Regions from separate parts of the Homo sapiens genome. Here region 1 is linked to region 2. Evidence: chromatin contacts called from ENCODE Hi-C data. All regions are on one chromosome and are shown on one strand. The core of a region is the stretch at or near the end of the contact, and the rest is flanking DNA. Distances in the headings are between cores, read along the strand shown. Region 1 has its middle 43 kb from the start of ZNF195. Region 2 holds the start of ART5 (ADP-ribosyltransferase 5).

Evidence for each region. A loop is a pair of places that touch in the nucleus more often than their neighbours do. Pooled maps may share reads with other maps.
Region 1: a loop to region 2 is called in a pooled map, with 14 times the contacts of the local background. The contact joins the enhancer-like site here to the promoter of ART5 in region 2. A Hi-C loop is called at or near these places in 6 of 50 pooled maps.

Annotation. Positions count from the first base shown.
Region 1 is chr11:3,419,257-3,425,187 of GRCh38, reverse strand. It overlaps the pseudogene FAM86GP. Among named protein-coding and RNA genes, the nearest start is that of ZNF195, 43 kb to the right of the region's middle. RefSeq lists silencers at 1,900-2,109, 2,610-2,749, 2,780-2,919. Within about 2 kb of position 2,192, at least 36 of the 41 ENCODE cell types and tissues checked have a DNase peak (open chromatin) inside an H3K27ac peak, as active enhancers do.
Region 2 is chr11:3,637,298-3,644,087 of GRCh38, reverse strand. It overlaps ART5 (ADP-ribosyltransferase 5), which reads left to right and starts at 2,096. Exons shown (of 4, transcript NM_053017.5): 1 at 2,096-2,282; 2 at 3,717-4,446; 3 at 5,053-5,085; 4 at 5,295-5,576. The coding sequence starts at 2,226. The coding sequence ends at 5,350. It also overlaps the pseudogene TRPC2. RefSeq lists a silencer at 1,487-1,536 and an enhancer at 1,676-2,389.

The DNA.
Region 1 (5,931 bases), core at 943-3,442, 220 kb after region 2:
CAGGAATTTGAGACCAGCCTGGCCAACGTGTTCAAACCCTGTCTCCACTAAAAATACAAAAATGGCCCGGCATGGTGGCTCACGCCTGTAATCCCAGCTACTCGGGAGACTGAGGCAGGAGAATCGCTTGAACCCGGGAGGTGGAGGTTGCAGTGAGCAGAGATCGCGCTATTGCACTCCAGCCTGGGCAACAAGAGAGCGAAACTCCGTCTCAAAAAAAAAAACAAAAGAAGAAAAGATTTCTTCTGTGTGCATGGCTCAGCTCTGTGGTCCGCTAGGGTCTTTCCTCAATCCGCTTCCAATCTATGGAATCAGGAAAGACTGAACCAACCTCGATTTATTAATATTTTAGTATAACATAATACAGTGGTACTTATTATAGTATTGACCGTATATGCCCTTTTGCTCCTTGGAGGAAAGGCAATTAATAGCTATTATGTGAGTTAATAAAATAAGCCCAGGATTTATGAGTGTAACTAACCTGTTCCCATTGGTTTTCCTTCTCTCCTGCAGGCAGAGAGCTGATCAAAACAGCAAAAGCAAAGCAGTGCCCCGGCCCAGTTCTAAAGCCAACCTTCCTTAATCACCCAGACCCATCCCAGGTTAGGACATGCTGTGGATTCTCAGGTGACTCCATCTCAGGATACAGGGACTGAGAGGGTGTATGCAATATCTCAGACCCAGAAACTGTTGATTCTGTCTAAAAACACAGCAATAACCACATCCCACCCTCTTGATTTAAATGAAAGTGTTTGGGGGAATAAAAGATGAACCTTTTTTTTTTTTCTTTGTCAGATCTTGCGCTCATTTGGTTCTGGTGGGGAACAACAGCTGTGAGAGAACACGTGTATTCAAATAGAATTAATTCCCCTCTCTTATTCTCGCAGCTGAGCAGGGCTCAAGTGCCTCTCATCTGAAAGAGGTAATAAGATTTTGTCTGTCTCCTCATCTACCTTTTGCAAGTACACTGAACAAATTAGCTCTCGGGACTCTTCCAAATGGAGTTTTATGAGGGATTTGCTAAGGTAAACGTTTTAGACTTTGAACACAGTTCAGATTTCAGGGGCAGTACTGAAATCTGAACTGTGTTGCTAACTGCCCAGCCTTTCAACTCAAGACACAATAACTTTGAACTAAAATAATTATATTTTTGTTGTTTTCCACTCTGTCCCCCACGTCTATATCACCACCACCCCCAATCCCGCCCCCCAGGAGCTAACTCCTCCTTCCTGTCCCTGCAAGATCAAAACTCCTCCTGGAAGCCCCGCTAGCTCTGTCTGCTCGCCTTCGTGGCAGATATCGCTATTGTACTTTTATACTTATTTGTGTGATAAGTACCTCAATGTCCACTTCTTCCACGAGCCCCTGAGCCCCTGGAGGGCCTGGACCACACCTAGTTTTTCTCACTGTTACATCTCCCTTGCCAGACACATGGTAGGCGCTTAATAAGTATTTGGTGAACGAATGGCTTGTTTGGTGACAGTCCAAAGGGTGGGGGACAGAGGGAAAACTCCCTCCTATCGGGCCCCGGACGGGTGGCGCTGATGGAGAGGAGGCTAGGATAACGCCTCCAGGACCGAAGCGCGCACCCATAAGGCCCCTGCCAAAAAGACCTTCCTGAAGGCGGAGGAACTGCGAGAGTGCCTACGTTGGCCCAAGGCCTGACCGGACGATCCCGGGGACCCTCGCCCTAACCGGCCCCGACTCCCGGGCCCCAAACCCGGACTCGGCCCCGCCTGAAGCTCCGGATCCTGGGGCCCGTCCCTGGCTCCGCGTCGGCAGACCGTGGGCTCGCTCCTGGGCCTGCCTCAAACTCTCCGCAGGTAACGCCTCCCGAACTTGAGCCACGCTCCAATCCCCTCCTCAAACCCCTCCCCGTTTCTCACACCCTGGACCCCTCGCTCCGTCTCGGCCCCGCCCCAAGCCCAGCTCCCTCTCGGCCCCTGAGCCCAGCCCCGACCCGCCTCCCAGTCCCTGGGTCCCTCCCGACACCGGCCCCTCCCTAAGCTCCGCCTCCCAGGGCCCGCCTCCTGAGCGCAGCCAGCAGCCCGGACTCGGCCCCGCCTCCCGGACCCTGGGCCCCTCCCCACGTAGGCCCGTCCTAAGCTCCGCCTCCCAGAGTCCGAGCAGCGCCTGGCCACGTGCTACGACATAGTCAACGCCCCGCCCTGGCCCCGCCTCCTGAGCCGTTCTCCGGGTCTGGCCTTAGCCCCGCCCTAGGACCTGTCTCCTGGGCTCTGCTCCGAGTCTCGCCTCCTGAACCCAATCGTCCTTTACCCCCACCCTAACGCCCGCCTCCAGGACTCTTATCCTGCCCCCACGCAAGGCCCCGCCTCCAGGACGTCTCCAACCTGGATGTTTCCGAAGCCCCGCTTCCAGGATCGCCCTGTCCTGGCCCCGCCCCAGGACACGCCAACCTGAACTCTCCCCAGGACCTGCCCCAACGACGCTTCTCCTGGCCCTACCCCAGGCCTCGCCCTCAAGACGCTCATTCTGGCCCCACCCCAGGCCCCCGCCTCATAACGCTCATCCTGGCCCCGCCCTAGAGCCGCTCCCACGACTCTCATCCTAAGCCTACCCCCAGGCCCCGCCCCCTCTCTGCCCCCGCGCACTGCCCTGGGCCCGCCCCCTTTTCAGTCCAGGCTCGGCTTCCGCCCGGTCTCCCGGCAACGCTGCGGCCCCGCCCCCGTCATGGTGCCCGAGGAGAACGCGGGGACCGAACTCTTGCTGCAGAGTTTCGAGCGCCGCTTCCTGGCGGCGCGCGCACTGCGTTCCTTCCCCTGGCAGGTGGGCGGCGGGGCGAGCGGAGAGGCCCGCGGGGCTCGCGGGAGTCCAGGGGCAGACGGGATGGGTCTCCGTGCTGAAGCCTCCAGCGCTCCCGCCACGTGAATGCCTGGGCTCCCGCCGGTCAGGTCCGCGCGACCCGGTCCCCGTCCCTGGGGCCTGGCCAGAGTTGCTCGCACCCCTCCTGCCCCGCGAGCTGGCGGGAGAAGCTGGGGGCCTCTCCACCGTCTTGGGGGGCAGACGCGCACTCGTTGTGGGGTACAGTTCACGATCATTTTCACGACTTTTTAAAGACAGTAACCGTTCTGGTCACTGGGACAGAGCTGCCCTCGCCCATTCTAAAAAGTCAGCGCCCTCAGGACCACGGGTAACCACGTCCTCCTGAGCGCAGTGACCAGGTCACAGGCTGTCTCTCCTGCCTCAGTGTTCTCGTCTGTATGTCGAGCACTGCACAGAATCGGCTCATGCTCTGAGGTTCTCACGCCTGTGATGGAAGAGACAGAGAAGGGGGTGGCCTCTCGTCTCCCTGGGGACCTGCCATTCTCAGCACAGGCGCATGGCAGGCAGCAGCCTCCCTTCTGCCAGTAGAGGGGCTTAATGCACCCGGCCCCATTTGTAATTCATGTGCGGTGAGCTCACTGGGATGAGTGAGTTTGGATATATATTCCTCCCTGGGTCTGCCCCATTTTATGGGGTGTTGCTTAATCATTTGCGTTATTCCATTGATATGAAATATTTGCACTCAGAGATCATTTCCGGTCAGGAGAAATTTGTGCACTTTTAACCCAAAATAGAAACCTTCATAAAAGCATCATAGGTCTCCATTCAATATTGACTATAATTGTTCACATGCCCACGCTGAATGCTAACTTGGGCTCACCCTCAACACCCACGAGGTGGGTACTATTATTACCACTCACATTTGACCAGAGGGATTGTTTGATTAGGGTGCAGTAGTTGAGAGTTCAGACCCAGGAGACAGCCTGCCTGCTTCGAAACCTGGCCCAACCCCTGGCCCTGTGTGACCTTGGGCAAGTGACTGCATCTCTCTGTGCTGTTGTTTTCTTATTAATAAAATGGGGGATAGAATGATACCTACCTCTTAGGGTTGTTGTCAGGGTTGAGTACAAAAGCCTGTGGATCAGTGCCTGGCTCATGGTAAATGCATGTCAGTGTTAGATAGTGTTTTTATTCAGTCTCAAAATGTTTAATAAATGCCTTCTATGAGCCAGACACCATGGATCAGCAGTACCCGTGACAGATGAGGGTCTGCTTGCATGGGAGAGCCAGAGAATAAACAAAGAAATGAAGAAACAAGAAAAGACCAGATGAGAGTGGCTTTAAAGCCAATAAAACAGGGAAATGGTGAATGGAGCAACTGGGGAGAAGAGTCACCAAAGTCGGGGAATCAGGGAAGCCTTCCCCAAAGAGGTGGCATTTGAACTGGGGCCTGAGTGGTGAAGCAGCCAGCCATGGGAAGGGCTTGGGGGAACAGGATATGCACAGGTCCTGTGGTGGAAACAAGCCAGCTGTGGTTGAGGAACAACAGCAAGGCAGCCAGTGTGGCTGGAGTGGAGTGAGCAGGGTTGGCCAGGGGTGAGGGAGAACAGGCCAGAGAGAGGGATTAGGACCAGGTCTTGTAGGGCCTTTTACGGCAATGGAAGGAGCTCTGAAGCAATGAAGTGCCTTGCCCTGTGTCACATACCAGCCGAGACAGTCTACCTAATTCGGGAGCCAAAGTTCGCTGCTGGGCTTGAGGCCCCTGTAAAAGGACAATGTAACCCAGGCTGGTATGGGCACATTCTGCATTTCCACTTAGATGGCAAGCCCATCAAACCTTGGTGCCATGGCTGCCCTGGTAACCAGTGCAATCCTGGCTGACCAGTGCAACCAGGGAGCTGGCCCATGACCCAGGTGGCCTCTAAGTAGCCAGGACTAATGCGGCCAAGAGTCAGTCTTCTAGCCTTCTTCCTGTGACTCATCCAGGTGCACCCTGCGACATCTGAAGGTCAGGCTTTCAGCTGCTGTGGCTTCCACTTCCAACTGGCTCCACGTCCCCAGGGAGAGATCACACAGCGCTTTGCCAACACATTCTATTGCGTGTTTAATGTTCCTGTGAAAGCGCCCTTGAGATTTCTCTCTCTCCCCTCCACACAGAGCTTAGAAGCAAAGTTAAGAGACTCATCAGATTCTGAGCTTCTGCGGGATATTTTGCAGAATCCCAGATATTTGTAAGAATCCCAGAGTCCCTGGGACTCATGACCCTGCCTCCTGAATCTCTCCGGAAGACCTGAGAGAAGAACCACAGGTGTGCTTGTACCCTTTAAAAACACACCTGTTCAAAGAACATTGAACATTGAGTCAGCACTGCAGGTGGGTGTCGGCACCTCCGACAGCTCCAGCTCTTTCATTTTCTATCTAAGACTTAGACAAAGACATCAGAATATACAAAAATCTGCATGAGAGGGGGGAATCTAGGGAAAGTTTTTTAAACCATCTACAGCAAAAACAGAGATGACAGGTGCAAAACAGCTTCTAGCATTTGGTAGATGCTCAGAGACTTTCTTTTTTGCATTCATGAGACCTGTCCTGCCCACTCCTGTCTCTTCTAGACCTAAATGGGCCCTTACTTTGCCCAGGGTGGGGTTTGGACTCAAGAGCATCTGCATGCAGGTGAGAGGCAGGATCACCACCCCGCCCAGCCACAGCCTGACTTTGGCCTTGAGGGCCAAGTGCAGATCACCCTGCATCCTGGGTCTTCACCTTTGAAGGGCCATGAGCCCTTCTGAAAAGACAAAGCAATAGACTCCCTCCCAGAGAGAAGTGCACCAGAAGAATACATTTTCCATACAAACTCTGGAGGCAGACATCCTCCACCTCCACCCAGCCAGCCCATCCTAGGGGCCCCGGTGAAGAATTCTTGTGCTAGAGGTGAACCAAGATTATCCATGTGGAAAAGATGCAGCCACAGGAGGGAAGACTTTCGGGGCAATGCAGTAGGTCAGGGCTTCGAGCATGGAGATACCTGAAGTTATCTCGCACCCTGCTCTGAGTTTCACCCTGAGCCTCACTCTCGTAGGTGGTGAAGCATGAAATGTAGGGATAGCTGCTTTAAAACCCAGCACAAGGCTGGGTGCACTGGCTCAC
Region 2 (6,790 bases), core at 847-3,346:
CTCAGCCTCCTGAATAGCTGGGACTACAGGCGCCTGCCACCACGCCCAGCTAATTTTTGTATTTTTAGTAGAGATGGGGTTTCACCATGTTGGCCAGGATGGTCTCGATCTCTTGACCTCGTGATCCGCCTGCCTCGGCCTCCCAAAGTGCTGGGATTACAGGTGTGAGCCACCGCACCCGGCCCCCAATGACTAGATTTGAATCCATCTCTTGGGGCCTTATTTTGGGTTCCAGGTCCTGGGATGGGAGAAGCAATCCCCCAAAGCCAGAGGGTGGAGAGGGACAAAGCAGTGATTCCAATACATCTGGTCTCGGGTCATCCCAGCAGGCCAAGCTGTCCTCAGGTGGTATCTTTTCAAGCAACTGCAAACACTCAACTTCCTCCAGAGAGTGGGCAGGCAGGATATATAGGCAAATGCTGTTTTTCACCATGATGGGAAACGGTAGGATGATTCCTTATTTTAGAATCTGGGAGGGCTTTGGGATGGCTAGACTCATAGAAGGGGGCAAAAGAACTTGTCCTGGAGCTGTTTTTCTTTCTTTCTTTCTTTTTTCTTTTTTTTTTTTTTTGAGATGGAGTTTCGCCCTTTTGCCCAGGCTGGAGTGCAGTGGCTCCATCTCAGCTCACTGCAATCTCCACCTTCCGGTTTCAGGCGATTCTCCTGCCTCAGCCACCCAAGTAGCTGGGATTACAGGCCCCTGCCACCACGCCCGGCTAATCTTTGTTGGCCAGGCTGGTCCCGAACTCCTGACCTCGTGATCCTCCCACTTCAGCCTCCCAAAGTGCTGGGATTACAGGCGGGAGCCACTGCGCCCTGCCCTGGAGCTGTTTTTCTAACAAGCACTCAGAAGCACCTCCCTCCCCACCCTCCTCCAAGCCTGGACCCACCGTATGTCTTCCCGTTTGGTCTACAGAAAGGATTCTGGGAGATAGCAGGATTCTAGGTGGAGGAAACTTTTTATTTGGCTGACACTCTGAGGGGATGGGGGGACAGGGATGGGGAAAATTAATGAGCCAGACCAGGATGGATTCCTTTGGGTAGCTCTAATCTTTCGTGCCCACCTCAGCCCCAGCAGGCAGCATTTCTCAAATCCTAGCTTTCGGCGACCCTCCGGCCGCTGGGGGAAGGAGGGGTGACAACCCCACCTCCTCCTGGCTCTGGCTGCTAGGAAGCTCTTCCCTGAGTTACCAATTCCTCCGCTGGCCCCTTCTCCCATGACCTCTGACGGGGCATCCAAAACTCAGAGCCAGGTTATTTATAGATAAGCCCAGAGGAGGTGGGGGAAAGGCCAGTGTTTACAAACATGGGTCACCTGAGTCTGAGCGGCCACGAGAGCGGTCTGGGGGAGGGGCGAGACCGGACCCTGTGGATCTGCGACCAAGGGCTCTGTCTCTGGCCCAACCCCACTGAAGGCGAATGGGGAGAGGGCCCAGAGCAGGCAGGGAGTGGGCGCTGCTCAGATGCTGGAGCACGTGGCCCAGGGTGTGGGCCAAATGCAAACTGTATGCAAATCGCAGTGCTCCGGGGGCGACCTCTCGGCCGGCGGGACCCCCGCGGGGCCCCTGGCCTGGTGGGCCGGGGACCAGGGGCCGACCGGGTCAGGGCCCGCCTGAGGGAGAGGCCGAGTCTCACAAGTTTCCTCCCCATCACTCACAGCCAAAGAGGGTCCCGCAGAAAGACCCCGCAGGCCTTGAGAAAGGGAATTGCTCCTCAGTCCCTGCCCTGGCGCGCCCGCTCCCGGCCCCGCGTGCGGCGCTGGGAAAGGGGTGTCGGGTTACCAGCGCGGGGGCTACAGTTAGCCTCGAGAACCTTTGCTTTCAGCCGGACTCCGGACTCCTCCGGGGACAGCGCAGCGCCCGCCAGAGCCCTCGGCGCTCCCTCCCGCTGGCGGCTTCCGCAGCCTTCAAGTGGGTCCTCCGCCCCCGGCCCTCCCCTCTCAGGCGGAGCCAAACTGCGGCCCCGCCTTTACAGTCTCGGAAAGGTCCCCAGACTGGAGGCTCTGAGGAAGGGGTGTGGGGAGTCGGGGGCGGAGACTTGGGGCGGGGGGCGGGCAATAAACTCCCAGGCCCCGCCCACGCCCCGCCGGGGCCCTAATCCTGGACCCGGGATCCCGTGCGCCTGGAGACAGGGTCCAGATCTGCCTCCAGCCCCTCGAAACCAGGACTCCAGCACCTCTGGTCCCGCCCTCACCCGGACCCCTGGCCCTCACGTCTCCTCCAGGGATGGCGCTGGCGGCTTTGATGATCGCCCTCGGCAGCCTCGGCCTCCACACCTGGCAGGTAACTCCAGGAACCATCTCCTAGCCCCAAGGGGGACATTAAGGGACAGACCCTGAGGAAGTGGACCCGGGGCTGACTCCTCACATCCCTCTCCCAGGGACTCTTCCCTAGGATTCCACTCTTAACTCTCTTCCTCTCAGGAACCTCCATCTCTGCAGGGAGCCCCAAGTTCCCATTCTGTCTCCTAGAACCCCCATCTCCATCCCTCTCTGGATGCCTCCAACGTTCTCCTCCCCACCTCTCATCTCCCAGCGCAGGCACAGCCCGGCAAAGCCTCCTTGGGTTACCTGTGTGCTGCAGTCCTGGCAGCCCGTCCCAACCAAGGCTTGGCCTCCCCACCACCCCTACCCCAAATGTGGGTACAGAGCAGGGGAGGACTCAGGCGTCTCAGAGCTCACAGTGATTTGGTGTGGTGGCTGAGCACCTACCTGCAAGGGCTTCCTGCTGGATGAGAGGGAAAGAGAGCCCGAGGAGAATGGGGCTGGGGGTTAGGCAGCTGGACACTGGCTGTGTGTAATATTTGCACATCACCTGCCTGCCAGATCTTACAGCCGGAAAAGTGCTTGATAGTCATCTAGTCCCACCTCCCACCGACTGCAAGAACCTTTCTAATGACAGGATGACCCCTTTTAGGTTGTACAGAAGTAATGCTCTTTATGCTGTCTTCATAATAACTGTGAGGTTGGAAGTATCCTCAAGTCCAGAAAAGTTATGACACTTGCCCAAGGCCTCACAGCTAATAGGTGGTAAAGTCAAGATTTCAGCCTGCGCGCGGTGGCTCACTCCTGTAATCCCAGCACTTTGGGAGGCTGAGGCTGGTGGATCACTTGAGGTCAGGAGTTCGAGACCAGCCTGACCAACATGGTGAAACCCTGTCTCTACTAAAAATACAAAAAATTAGCTGGGCGTGGTATTGCGCACCTGTAATCCTAGCTACTTGGGAGGCTGAGAGAGGAGAATTGCTTGAACCCGGGAGGCAGAGGTTGCAGTGAGCCAAGATCGTGCCATTGTACTCCGGCCTGGGCAACAGAGCGAGACTTCGTCTCAAAGAAACAAACACAAAAACAAATTAGCCAGGCATGGTGGCATGCACAGGTAATCCCAGTTAGTTGGGAGGCTGAGGTGGGAGAATCACTCCAACCTGGGAGGTGGCGCTTGCAGTGAGCCGAGATCTCACCACTGCACTCCAGCCTGGGCAACAGAGCAAGACTCCATCAAAAAAAAAAAAAAAAAAAAAAGATTTCAGTCCATGTCTGACTGACTCCAGTGCCTGTGTTATTTAAGCCTCTTATTGGGCCCTTGCCAAATTGCATATACCTGATATTTAGGGATAGAAATGAGATTCTGTGTTTCTGGATGGGTTTGCCCCCAGGACCCATGTCCAGTGCTCTGAACTTATGCTCTTTTCGGTGTGGCACCTCTTTTGCTCCACAGGCCCAGGCTGTTCCCATCCTGCCCCTGGGCCTGGCTCCAGACACCTTTGACGATACCTATGTGGGTTGTGCAGAGGAGATGGAGGAGAAGGCAGCCCCCCTGCTAAAGGAGGAAATGGCCCACCATGCCCTGCTGCGGGAATCCTGGGAGGCAGCCCAGGAGACCTGGGAGGACAAGCGTCGAGGGCTTACCTTGCCCCCTGGCTTCAAAGCCCAGAATGGAATAGCCATTATGGTCTACACCAACTCATCGAACACCTTGTACTGGGAGTTGAATCAGGCCGTGCGGACGGGCGGAGGCTCCCGGGAGCTCTACATGAGGCACTTTCCCTTCAAGGCCCTGCATTTCTACCTGATCCGGGCCCTGCAGCTGCTGCGAGGCAGTGGGGGCTGCAGCAGGGGACCTGGGGAGGTGGTGTTCCGAGGTGTGGGCAGCCTTCGCTTTGAACCCAAGAGGCTGGGAGACTCTGTCCGCTTGGGCCAGTTTGCCTCCAGCTCCCTGGATAAGGCAGTGGCCCACAGATTTGGTAATGCCACCCTCTTCTCTCTAACAACTTGCTTTGGGGCCCCTATACAGGCCTTCTCTGTCTTTCCCAAGGAGCGCGAGGTGCTGATTCCCCCCCATGAAGTCTTTTTGGTTACCAGATTCTCTCAGGATGGAGCCCAGAGCTTGGTGACTCTCTGGAGCTATAATCAGACCTGTAGCCATTTTAACTGCGCCTATCTGGGTGGTAAGCTGTGCATGGGGGAAGCAGGACTGGCAGTGTGGGTGAAATAAGCCAGGATGTCCTTACACAATAATCCCCGGGGCCTTCGGGAGACCCACTTGGTTAAAGGGGAAATGAGGGCTGGAAGTCAGCTGGAGTTGCTGTCCTCTGTGACTCAGGTTTTTTGGGGTCCTATAAGTGTTTTCTAGATTCGTGAACATTCTTAGATGATTCTATATGTCCTCAAAAGGGTCCATCTGCTACATGGTCTAATAGACCAAAAGAACCTGGTTAAGGAGATTAGCAAGCAGCAGAAAGAGCCAAGGGGACTGCTTCAGGTCTCAGGGGGGCCCTGGGCTCGATGGGGCTGACAGGGCACGTATGTGCCATTCCCAAGTGCTAAGGCAGGGAGAGATGGAAGAGTGACTGGGTCTTGGGTGGGAAGAGGGATGGAAAGGCAATCTGGAAAGAGTTCCTGGAGGACGGAGGAGGAAGGGAAATCAGAAGTTTCCCTTTAGGTGAAGGGAAAGATAGATTGAGAAGGGAAATGGCCCTGCCAGGGCCTGGTGGGCCAGGCAGTTTGGGTGCGAGTCTGTCCACGCGGAGGCCTCACCCTGCTGTCTGTTGCAGGGGAGAAGAGGCGGGGCTGTGTGTCTGCGCCAGGTGAGTTGCCCTTCCATCCTCCTTCAGCTGCTTTGACTCCCCCTCACCCTGCTGACCCCTTCCTCCTCTTTTCCCTTCAGCAGGGGTGCAGCTAGGGTCACAATCTGAGGGGGCCTCCTCTCTGCCCCCCTGGAAGACTCTGCTCTTGGCCCCTGGAGAGTTCCAGCTCTCAGGGGTTGGGCCCTGAAAGTCCAACATCTGCCACTTAGGAGCCCTGGGAACGGGTGACCTTCATATGACGAAGAGGCACCTCCAGCAGCCTTGAGAAGCAAGAACATGGTTCCGGACCCAGCCCTAGCAGCCTTCTCCCCAACCAGGATGTTGGCCTGGGGAGGCCACAGCAGGGCTGAGGGAACTCTGCTATGTGATGGGGACTTCCTGGGACAAGCAAGGAAAGTACTGAGGCAGCCACTTGATTGAACGGTGTTGCAATGTGGAGACATGGAGTTTTATTGAGGTAGCTACGTGATTAAATGGTATTGCAGTGTGGAGACATGGAATTTTATGATTGGTTTATTCCATGAGACTAGACCTTCTGCCCCGCTGTGGCCTTGCTGGGCTGAGGGACTGACTGAGGGACTAAAAAAAAAAACTTCTTGGGGCCAGGAGCAGGTGGCTCACGCCTGTAATCCCAGCACTTTGGGAGGCTGAGGTGGGTGGATCACGAGGTCAGGAGATCGAGACCAGTCTGGCTAACACGGTGAAACCCCGTCTTTACTAAAAATACAAAAAAATTAGCCGAGCGTGGTGGCGGGCACCTGTAGTCCCAGCTACTTGGGAGGCTGAGGCAGGAGAATGATGTGAACCCGGGAGGCGGAGCTTGCAATGAGCCGAGATCGCGCCACTGCACTCCAGCCTGGGCGACAGAGCAAGACTCCGTCTCAAAAATAACAATAATAATAACTTCTTGTTATTATTAACACGGTCTCCTGTGCAGACCTGTGTAACACTCTAACTTGCAAATCCAGAAGCTAGAACAGCTAGAGGGTCCTCACGACAACCATGAAGGCAGGAAAGCAGGCAGGTGATTCCTCAGCCCCACTTGTCAGGTGAGGAATGCAAAGCCAAGGAAGGAAGCAACTGGTCAGAGGGTTCCCATTGAACCCCGGCCTCCCGCCTCCCCGGTCTCCTGCCTCCTGGTCCAGAACTCTGTCCATAAAAGATCTGAGGAAACTCAAAGTAGGATCCCAAGCCCAAGATACTTGGGAACACAGAGCAAGTCATTTCTCTCTGCCCTGCTCCCACAAGGGTCCATTTCAGGGGAAAGAAGAGGGAGGACCTCAAAACATCAAGAGACAGAGATTCTCACACAGCCTGGAGGCCTCTCACATCCAGAGCAGAAACTTTATTGAAGCAAGAAAAGCAGCACAGGCTCCTCCCAAGGGGCCCCCCACCCTCACCCTCCTAGGCTACCACGCTCAGCAACAGAAGAAGGGACTCTTCCACTGTATCAGGACCTCCTCTCAGTCCCCGAATCCTCCCCCTGGGGCAGGTCCCCAGCCCCCTCTGCTTCCTGCTCCCTATGAACTAGCACATGAGCTGGGGAGCAGGGGCCAGACTCTCCGGAAGCCAGAGTCCTCACCCCTCCAGTGTCCTGAAGCCCGGTTCCTGATGATTCCTGGGTCCTCACAATCCCAGGCCCTGTCAGCTCTGGGGTCTCAGGGATGGGAGGCCCCAGGTTCTGGAAGCTGTTGTGCACTTGAGT